2 separate regions of the Homo sapiens genome follow, and region 2 is linked to region 1. Evidence: read pairs that join two places in POLR2A ChIA-PET (ENCODE). Cell type or tissue: GM12878. All regions are shown on one strand. Links, peaks and the distances in the headings refer to the core of each region. The heading gives the core; the rest is flanking DNA.

Evidence for each region. ChIA-PET counts read pairs that join two places held together with the same protein. Peaks named below come from ENCODE experiments on the same cell type or tissue, not always from the same donor. Only the 100,000 strongest peaks of a DNase experiment are listed, where the experiment ranks them.
Region 2: POLR2A ChIA-PET joins it to region 1 with 6 read pairs; 3 of 35 experiments call an interaction of 5 or more read pairs at or near these places.

What each region holds. Positions count from the first base shown.
Region 1 is chr5:149,721,562-149,726,942 of GRCh38, forward strand. It overlaps the pseudogene RN7SL868P. Among named protein-coding and RNA genes, the nearest start is that of PPARGC1B, 6.1 kb to the right of the region's middle. In GM12878, for the core only: no CTCF peak of the experiment used is centred there; a DNase peak (open chromatin) is centred at 3,040; H3K27ac peaks cover 487 bases.
Region 2 is chr5:149,848,682-149,854,056 of GRCh38, forward strand. It overlaps PPARGC1B (PPARG coactivator 1 beta), which reads left to right. Exons shown (of 12, transcript NM_133263.4): 12 at 1-5,375. Among named protein-coding and RNA genes, the nearest start is that of PDE6A, 93 kb to the right of the region's middle. In GM12878, for the core only: a CTCF peak has its summit at 4,519 (motif pointing left); a DNase peak (open chromatin) is centred at 4,498.

The DNA.
Region 1 (5,381 bases), core at 125-5,124:
GTCCCTGTTCCAATGTATATCTGTTACTTAAATAACACATTTGCAACATAGCTATCAGAGGGGTTGGTTTTTATTTAGAAAGAAGCTAATAAGTTATATTTTATTTATTATAAAGACAAAATTGTAACAGCACAAATGAAAATATTATTAATAAAAGAAATTCTTTCTGCCACCCTAATCATGTTTCATTTGTTCACATTACTTAATGTCATTCTAACATACACACTTTATGTGTACATTTATGCGTACAGCTGTAACCTTTTTATATACATTTTATCATCTTTTTTCACTCAATGTTTATTTTTTCTATTTTTAAGGAGCTGAATTCAGAAGACAATGTTATACATTTATATAGCTTTCTACCTTCTGCACAGTATTTCATCAAGTAAGTAAACCATGACACCTTCATAGTTTTTGTATCATGAAATATTTTAATCATACAGAAAATCGCAAGGAACAATATACCACACATATTTAACAAATATTGATATTTAAAAAATATTTCTAAGCTTGGCATAGTGGTGTGTGCCTATAGTTCCAGCTACTCACTTGGGAGGCTGAGGCAGGAGGATCGCTTGAGCCCAGGAATTTTAGGCTGTGGTGTGCTATGCTGATTAGGTATCTGCACTAAGTTTGGGATAAATATGATGACCTCCTGGGAGCAGGGGACCACTAGGTTGCCTAATGTGCGGTGAACCAGCCCAGTCTGGAAATGGAGCAAGTCAAAATTCCCGTGCTGATTAGTTGAGGGATGGCATCTGTGAATAGCTATGGCTTTCCATCCTGGGCAACATAGCGAGACCCTGTCTCTTAAAAAAAATAAAGATACATTTACAGGTACAGTTGGAGCTTTCCTCTGCATGATGTACTCAAGTCCCTCCCAGGATGGACTATATAATTTTCAGGGCCCAGTGCAAAATGGAAATGCAGGGACCCTTATTCAAAAATCATGATGAGTTTCAAGACAGCAACAGCAGAGCATTAAACCAAGCACAGAGCCCTTCTAAGTACAGGTCTTAGTGCTACTGCACAGGTGACAGCTGTGCTACATCCAGGCAGCCAGCTCTAATTCCGCATCTCCTCTCACTTTCTTAACATTGATCTGTGTCTTTGTTGTCCCATGTTTATGCTTTTACTTCATATACATGCATAGACCAATATTATGGAGTATTGTGTTACATGTTTTAAAATATTGCATAAATGGCATCATATTGTCTGTATCCTTAGGTTGCTTGTCTTACTCTTTTTGAGAGGTATCTGTGTGGAATCATGGAGATGTTATTCATTTTCACTGTCGCCTAATAATCCATTGTGAGATCTCACCACAGTTCATTTATCCAGTACCCTACATTTTTATCATAATTAACAGTACTAAGGTGAACATCCTTGGGCACAGTTCTCTGTGCATGTATGTGAGTTTCTGTCTATCTGTCACTAGGTGTGGAATTGAACTGCTCTGCCTTGCTGGATGTTGAAGTTATTTCCAAGTTTTTGCTTGGCATCAATGTGCTCCCCTGGGGTGCCTCCCTTTGGATGTTCCTAAGTCATCTGAAAAGCTTCCCTTGGGAGACTTTCCTCTGAGCTACCTTTCTTTTAAGATCACCATCCACACAGTCAGAAACTGTGTGTCCTGACCCTTTCCTTTTATTCCCTCACCACTTCTAACCTATTGCCAAAGCCTATGGATTCCCACTCTAAAATATGGCTTTAACCCATCCTTCCTCCATTTCCTTCCTGCTACTTCTGTTATCTTGGCTCGGGAACCCCCCTCCCCTAGACTCCTTTTCCAACTCCTAACTTGTCCCTCAACCCCCCCAGTCTCCAGCCCCCCAACTTTCTCCACTGAAGGACTTATTACACCCTACCAAGTTGCATGGTGACATGGTGACATGCAGTGCTCCCATGAACATTGTAGAGATCAGAGCTGTGAGTTACATGACAGCAAAGATTGCATCATAGTCACCATTTGTGGACCTGTAGCATGGTACCTGGTACCCAACAGAATCTAAAAATATCTGTTGAATCAAAGTCCGAATAAACATCATGCTGTCATTTTCCTATCTTTTGGATGACTCAGGATAAATTCGCCAAAGGAGCATTATTGATGACTTAGGATAATGAACATAAAGTTCATAGTCCTGTGTAAACTGAATTTGATCCACACAAAACTTTAGGTCAGTTGAGACCAGCATGGGCAACAGAGTGAGACCCTGTCTCTACAAAAATATAAATAAGTTAGCTGGACATGGTGGCGTGCCTATCGTTCTTACTACTTGGGAGGCTAAGCAGGGAGGATCACTTAAGCCCAGGAGCTTGGAGCTGCAGTGAACTATGATCACACTACCGCACTCCAGTCTGTGACAGAACGAGACCTTGTCTCTAAATAAAAATATATAATTTAAAAAACTCTAGGTCAGGTGTGAGAGATAGGATGACCCTTAGCAAGAAGTGGTTTTCCCAAGATCCCAAAGCCAGTAAGAGACAAAGTATAAAGAGCAACAGGTACTCAGGTATTCTTTCCACCTGCTTGTCCTATTTCATAGGTGTCCTAAATTTAGTTTAGAAATAACTAAATATAAACTATGTTGCCTTTTAATGTCGGGTGACTGTCTCTTTAAATCTTGCTGTTTTAACACAAATATACTTCATTCTAATGTGTATATATATATAATATGTATATATATTTAAATAATAACCTGATAGAATTTGTATCTCTCTAGAAAAGAAAGAACTCTCATCTCGGGGCCTTTGTTTATCCATCTATTAAATGGGCATAAGGAGGGTCCTTCTAGGATCTTTTGCTCTGTGAGTAGATAAGGAAAAAGCACACTTTTCTATCCCTATCTAATTTTGTTGCTCCCATGCTCTGTGCAGTCATTTATGGGGCTGAGGAGGATGAAGGAGGAGGATTTATGGGGCTCTTGCAAAACTGGGAAACAGTAATAGCTGACATTATAGCTGCCAGTGCCCCTTACCTGCTGATTTGAAAGCCCTTTAATCACTTGTAGCTTATGAAACAGAAAGTGATCTGCTAGCTATTTCCCCCAAATGCGTTGGTGAGTTCATAGGTTAACCCTACAGGAAGGAGACAGCATTGCTAAACACAAGAAGAGCCTTACTTACTTCATGGGCTTTCAAGTGTCAAGGGCCCCAATCCTTGACTCTGAGACCCTCAAATGATACCATCTAGCTGATGTTGTTCTAAAGGGTCAGCCCTGAGGAGAAGTTCATCCTATGGAAGTCACCTGAGCACTCCACATACCATCTGAAGCCCTGGCTTCCAGTTCTGGCTCTGCCACTAAAGGGCTGTGTGACCTCAGCCACATTCCTCCACATTTACAGTGAAGCTGGTGGAAAACACGTTTCCACTGCCCCTCCACAGTTCTAAAGTTCTATCATTCAATGGGAGGTGGAGATGGTTCTCAGCATCAACAATACAAAGCAGGGAGATTTTTAGTTCCTCTTGGCCTGAGTCCCTGCCTCCTGGACAGAAGCTGGGAAATAGATGAGCATCTGGCTCCCTGGCCTGGGTCACAGAATCACAGAATCGTGGGTGGCTGGCAGGAAGCCTCTGCGTTTGCCAAGACCCACGTCCTACCTCCCTCCCTCATTCAACACAAATTTACTAAGCAGTTGCGTTGAGTAGAATGTGGGCAGAGATGGCGGCTGTTGTGTTCACCAATTTATCCATGGCATCTAGCGCAGTGGCTGGCACATAGTAGCTGCTCACTACATATCTGCTGAATGATGTCTCATCTCCTACAGTAGGGGAGCCTATTAAGCACAGATTCCTGGGCCCACCCCAGACCTACTGAATTGGAATCTCTGGCGTTAGTGTCCAAGTGACTGTCATGCCCTCCAGAGTCTGAGAACCACAGCTGTATGTAGTGTCTGAATAAAGCATCATCTTATTATTGGAAAGGAGAAAATGCTGATGTTTCAACTTTTGAGCATTTGTCGGTAGTGACTAAAATATTCAAGTCAAATAGGTTCATTTTGCTGTAGCCATTTCCATGGAGCCTGGGGAGCTCTGGGCTTTGCACTAGGTATGCACAGGGCTCACTTTCACTAATCTTGAGGGAGGCGAGGCTGATAAAAAAGGCAGAGAAGATAGGAGTCAAGCCACACAATGTCCAAGCTTGGCATTATTATTGCCCTTCACTTGGAAGTTATCAAACAGGACACGCGCTGCCCTTCTAGCTTTCCTGGGGAGGTTAGATGCTATGAGACTTTTCACACTCCCTTTCCAGTGTCTGTGGCTCAGACCATGTACACACCCAGGTTCAAATCTGAGCTGTTGTCTCTATGTAGTCTGGGGCCAATCACTTTAACCCCCTTTAAACTTTTGTTTCTTTAGTCATAAAATGGACATCATGATTTACCCTACGGAGGGTTGCTGGAAGGATTAGAGATGCTATAAACTCAGGCGTTGGGCACATGCTCAGTACAGAAAAGCCCTAAGGTTTGGTTGATGTCTATAAACTGCCATAACATCCGGGCTGCAGGACTCTGTAGAGGTTCATCTAGGCTAGCTCCTTCTTCTTTTTTTTTTTTTTTGAGACGGAGTCTTGCTCTGTCGCCCAGGCTGGAGTGCGATGGCACAATCTCAGCTCACTGCAGCCTCCGCCTCCTGGGTTCAAGCAATTCTCCTGACTCAGCCTCCCTAGTAGCTGGGACTACAGGCGGGGGCCACCACGCCCTGCTAATTTTTTGTATTTTTAGTGAGATGAGGTTTCACCCTGTTAGCCAGGATGGTCTAGATCTCCTGACCTCATAATCAGCCTGCCTCAGCCTCCCAAAGTGCTGGGATTATAGGCGTGAGCCACTGCGCCCGGACTGCTCCTTCTTTTTTTTTTTGAGAGGAAGTCTCGCTCTTGTCCCCAGGCTGGAGTGCGCCCAACTGACCACTCCTTCGTTTTTTTGTTTTTTGTTTTTGAGACGAAGTCTTGCTCTTACCCCCAGGCTCACTGCAACCTCCGCCTCCCAGGTTCAAGCGATTCTCCTGCCTCAGCCTCCCGAGGAGCTGAGATTACAGGCACCCGCCACCACACCCGGCTAATTTTTGTATTTTTAGTAGAGATGGGGTTTCACCATGTTGGCCAGGCTGGTCTCGAACTCCTGACCTCAGGTGATCTGCCTGCCTCGACCTCCCAAACTGCTGGGATTACAGGCGTGAGCCACCAGGCCAGGCCGCTCCTTCATTTTATAGATAAGAAAACAGCCTCAGAGAGGAGAAGCAAATGGCACAAGATCATCTAGCACCTCAGGTTTTTTGAGGGCTTTTTTTTTTTGAGATGGGGTCTCAGGCTTTTTTGAGGGCAGTGATGATCACAGGTCACTACAGCCTCAACCTCCTGGGCTCAAGTGATGCTCCCATCTTA
Region 2 (5,375 bases), core at 1-5,000, 130 kb after region 1:
TGTGGACACACTGTCAGAACTTCAGTGACACCCCTGGCAGCGGTACAGACAGGTGGTCTGGGAGCAGTCATCTTTTTTGGGCCAGCCACCAGCCCATCCTACTCCCTCAGGTAGTCCTTCGTCTTTACCTTGTCCTTGTCTGTAAAGTTGTTTTGGTGGCTGGGGCAGGGGAGCCAGGAGGAGGGAGTGAAGGTTGGGAATAGATAGGACAATCTCCTAGCTCTCCTCCAATTGAGAAAACACTCCAATTGGGCTTTGCTTTAAACTTTGTGTTCTTAAGTGATGTCAAAGCCATTTCCAGCTTAATGTTCTGTGGGTACCTTGGGGGCCATTCATGCAGGGAGCATGGCCAGGCAGGGTATGAGTACATTGTTTCTGATTTCTTTCATACATCAGGGTTCCTCGGGAAATTTTTGTATTTTTTTTTTAAGTCCTGCTGCTTTAAAAATTTGAAAGTGGCTCATTAAACTAAACAGGCTAATGTAATTTGTTGCTTATGCCAAGCCTAGACTGTTGAGAATTGACGTTTTTAAAGATTATCAAATACCTCAGTAGGTAAAATGAGCCCATGATCTTCCACTGAGTGGTGAGCATACTCCCAGCCCATGGACAAGGCCGGAAGAGACAGGCTTTAGTAGGGGTAGGGAATTTGAACTGTTGTGTGTCACAGCAGTTGACCTCTCTGGACTCCAATTTCCTTTCCTGTGAAATGAACTGATTAGACATGTTTCAACATTGTTAGCTTCTGCTGAGGCAGTGTCTAGCCCAAGATGGCAAATACATAGCTCATGTGCCACTACTCCCACCTCCTTGACCAATACAGACATAACTAATCAATCACACCACTCAGGTTCCCTGAGCCTGGATGTGCTATAAGAATCCTGAAATCAGTGCTCTGGTAAGTCATTACTAATTGATTAGAGTTCAATCTATTTGACATCTTGGGCTAATCTTTGGAAGGTTTCCAACAATCACACAAAACCATATGCTGGCTGGGTTTCATGCTGGCCTATCCCTGTCTGTGATGTTCCGTTCCATGAGAGAAAACTCCCCTAATGCTATTCCATGGCGTAACACTCCCAATACTATTTTGACGCCCACGTCCCCTTGCAGAGGGTGCAGGGGGCGGTAGACGAATGACAGACAGGAACATATTTGGGGAAGGCAGGGCTTAGGAAGATGGACCAAAAAGGGACTTCCCACAGCACAGACCTGATCATTCGGATTTCCTCTTTAGCTATTCACTGCCTAGCACATAGTAGGCACACAATAAATGATTATGGAATGGGATAAAATTTAGATCTTTCTGCTGCCTCCACTAAGTTAAGTCCTGATTTACATCAAGGAGAGAACTGAGATAGGAAAGAACACTAGATTCCAAGTCTGGAGAGTTGGGGGAGTCCAGATTCTACCAAGAATTTCCTTTGTAACTTTGGTAAGTCCCTTTTACTCCCTGGCACCCCGGTGTGCTGAAAGGAGTTGGTCCATATATGATCTCTTAGCCCCTCCTATTTGCTTCTTCCTTGATTGCTCTTGGTCAAAGGGTCAGCCTTGGGCTGGTGATACTTTAGAGTAAAGAAATGGAGAGTTTTAGCAAAGGACCAGTCTGTCCCTCCCTGCTTTGGGGTCAGCTAAAGCTGTCCTTTCATGTCAGATTAACCTAGGACACTTGTAGTTAGCTTAGACGTTGGCCCTTGAGCAGAGACCTGAGCGTGGCATTGGGACATGACATACCTAAAGTCAGGGCTAGGGGACGCTGCCTGCCAAGGGCATCGAGTAGTCTCTACTTGCTATCCCGTACATAAAATGCTACAAGTTCTAAAATTTACCGACCCTGCAGACAACCTCTATCCCGAAGGACTCATTCGGTGCTGTGTATTATTTAGGGCAACTCCAAGGTCTATTCAGAAAAACGAGTGAACCTTGGTCTCTTTCCCACCAAATTGAGGAGTAACCCAGAGGGAGCAGCTGCCATTGGCAACCATCTCGTTGTAGCTCTGTCCTAGTGTTTGCTCTTGATGATGTTTACATGTGATCGCCATAAAGCTTGCTGTAGACTGTGTCGATAGCCGCCCGCACAGGGCAGGTCGTACTGTCCGTTTCTGTGCCGTGCTGGTGTTTTCCAAAAATGTCTGATCCAACCACTAAGTGGAATTCTTCCATCTCCTTCCTCAGTCTGTACAAGGCTGAATCAGAATCCCCATTCTCGGGGGCTCTGGTTACCGAAGGAAAATGCATCAAAGAGTTAAAGAATATGAGTGGATGGAGTGCAGCTAAGGCCCCCACCCCCTGCTCCGTCACAACTTGCCCCCTCAACCAAAAAGCTGCTTTGAGTCAAAAAGCACCCATAAGATACCTGCATCTGCCTTGAAATCTTGCAGCATGGAGTGTCATATGTACTCAGGAGAGAGGCAGGGCTTTGCGGGCAGGAGAAGGAAGGGAGGAATGCTCTGAGCTGCAAAGACCCAGTACTCAAGTTCTGACGTGGGAGGAGATGCAGTGAGACGTCTCTTGTTGCCTAAAGCCTGTTCCTGTTGGTTTTCTTAGAGTGATTTCTCCTAGACATGTGCAGTAGGCCCACTGGGGCTGCTGTGCAGTGGTGAGTAAAAGGGCAGGGAAGGCATGGACAGCCTGGTCCTTCTGCATGGACAGCTCAGTCCATGGCCCATCCCAGGTATAGAGTTCAGTTAATCCCATTTGAGCCTGCAGCTTAAGAGATGGCTCATCCTAACTGTGAAGCAAAATCAGCCCCAGAGGATGTATTGATCTGACTCACTGATGTCAAAATTGCAGTATTTTTTTAGCATTTGAGATTTAGCAGCTGCCTTCAGTTTGGGGTTACCCACATCCCAGCATCAGATATGATTAAGGAAAGAAATTGGATGTACAACAGCAAAGAAAGTGAATGTCATGGTTTCCCTGGCCAAAGAAGAGGGACCCTGTCATCCTTACCAATGGGGAAGAAGAAAACTAGTGCATGTGCAATATGTCAAAGTTAGTCCCCTAGTCCCTGAGGGGTTTTTACACACAGATGGGCTCCAGGTCTGCTCGTCAAGTTTGGAGGTACCGGGTAAATGGAGGGGAGCTGCAGAGTTGGAAACCCACATGCATGGATGTGTCCTTGGCCCAGAACCACCATGGGATGGGGGAGGCCCTGAGCCGGCTACAAGACACCCAGGAAGTAGGCAAAGGCTGACTTTGCATTAAACAATAAAAGCACTTTGAGAAAACCCCAACACTTCAGCCTGGGTCCGTGTTTCTACACTGGAAAATACGAGTCTCCTTTGGCTGTGTGAAGTGATCTTCTAGAGACTGGGACAGGGAGTTTGGGAATGGGGCTGCTGTCAGGTAGGAGAGAGCAGAGATGCCTTTGGAGATGTCAGCAGCAGGAGAGCCAGTGCTGGGGCCAACCCTTTGCTGGCCTTTTGTTGGAAGCCCTTGAAACAGGGAGCCATGGGTTTAGATCTTGGTACCTACCTTTACAGAAAGATGAAAACAGCCCAGCTGAGTGAAATGAGTTTGTAGAGTAAGTCACTTAACTGTAAGCCATCTCAGAATCAGAAACCCTAATGTTTCTTACTTGCTATGTGACCTTGGGCCCCTGTTTCCTCATCTACCAAATGAGAATGTTGAATATGAGCATTAAAGTCCCTTTCACCTCTGAGAGGCTCAGATCCCCAACCAGGAGCATTGGGAATCCATCACTCCTCCTTGAAACTGATTCCATTCTCTGACTTGACCCAGCTCCTGTTCAGGGTGAGGGTTCTCTGCAAGAACCAACCAGCAGTAGGTTCAATCCCACTGTGTCCTGGCTGAGTTGCCTTATCCAAGAAGACCAGCTCCCCGGGACAGATCTAAGCCATAGTTTCTAGTGGGGACAGTAAGGAATTAAACCCCCAACTTGGCTAGGTAACGATGTCAAATCTCACATTAACCTTGTCTTTGTCCCCACTGGATAGCTGTTAATCCGAATGTTGTGACCATTTGGCTGTTTCTCTCTTGTTCTCAGACAATACTAGCAATACACTTTTTTTTTTTTTTTTTAAAGAAAAACAGCTTAGGAGCTTTTCACACATTTCTTTCAAATGATTGTAAAACATATGGGGCAACAGGAGGCATTGATCGCGCTGCATATGTTTAGGGCAGCTTTTGTTTTTTGTTTCTTTAATGGTATAGCAGCAGTGACTGAGCCTTCGTGATTCCTGGGGACAGCTTTTCAGATACTCTGTTTCATCAGTATGCTTTGCACATCCGGAAGGAGTACAAAAATCCAACTGCCCAAATTTGGGGCTTGGAAAATAGGTTTTATAGGTGGTCGGTCCCTGGGCTGTGCAACAACTCCTCAAAGAGGGGTTTATATAACTAGAACCCCCCTGGGCTGTATTTTTGGTCAAAGGAGTCTCCAAGGCGGCTTACAAAAGCTTCCTTTTTCACTTGACCACCCTTGCTCATTGGTTACTTGTGAAGGGAATTGGTCAGTTTCCACCTCAGCACTTTGCCTTATCAACATGCGGTCGCCATCTAGTGGCCAAAGGTTGTCTCCACCAGCTACCCAGATGGAAGGCAAATAAATCCTTTCGGCCACCCTGCTGTCCATCGTGAACTTTGGGAATGAAATATAATGGCCTGAACGAACTGCCTTTGTGTTCAGAGATCAGTGCAACACTAGGGTCAGAAGACTCCAGAAGCAGCCACTTAGTAGACTCTCACGCAGAACTGAGAAATGCACTAGCTGTCCTGTGGGCAGAAGAGACAGGAGTGGACCAGGAGAGGTCCAGGTGCCCGGGAAGGGTTTACTGTAACTGCAATACTGGCAGCCCAGCTGCTGACCTTGTTAAGTAAACCTTTGCTGGGTGGTCCGAATTCTGCCCTCAAGGCAAGATAAGAAGTTGGGTGTAAGGATTTTGTGGGGGGCCTGGCCATGATCTTTGATATGATCCCCGAATAGCCAAATAGTTTTTTTTGTTCAATTTTTTGTTTCTGTATTTTGTATTTTTAAAATCTTGTCAAATGTTTTTGTGTTAGGAATAAAAAGTCATAAACTATTCCCAACTTTGTTTCTTGAGGGATGTTCTGATTCCAATGGAAACAGGTGGGAAATCTCAAGGGGAGCGTGGACAAGGTGGTATGTGCAGCAGGGGAATAGACTGCTTGGATTTCCAAATGGTTTCTGGGGAAGATGACCATCCAGAAGTCCAGCTTAGTGCAGTCTGCTCTGGAATTCACACCCACCCCCTCGCCTCCTTGTGCCATGTTGTTAGCATTGGCTTGGAGCATCTGCTTCTTCCAGAGGCAGCTGCTAATGTTGAAACCAACACGAGCCCTCTCCCCAACCCCAGGTTTCTAAAGAAGGTGTCTGTAGCCAGCCTTAATCA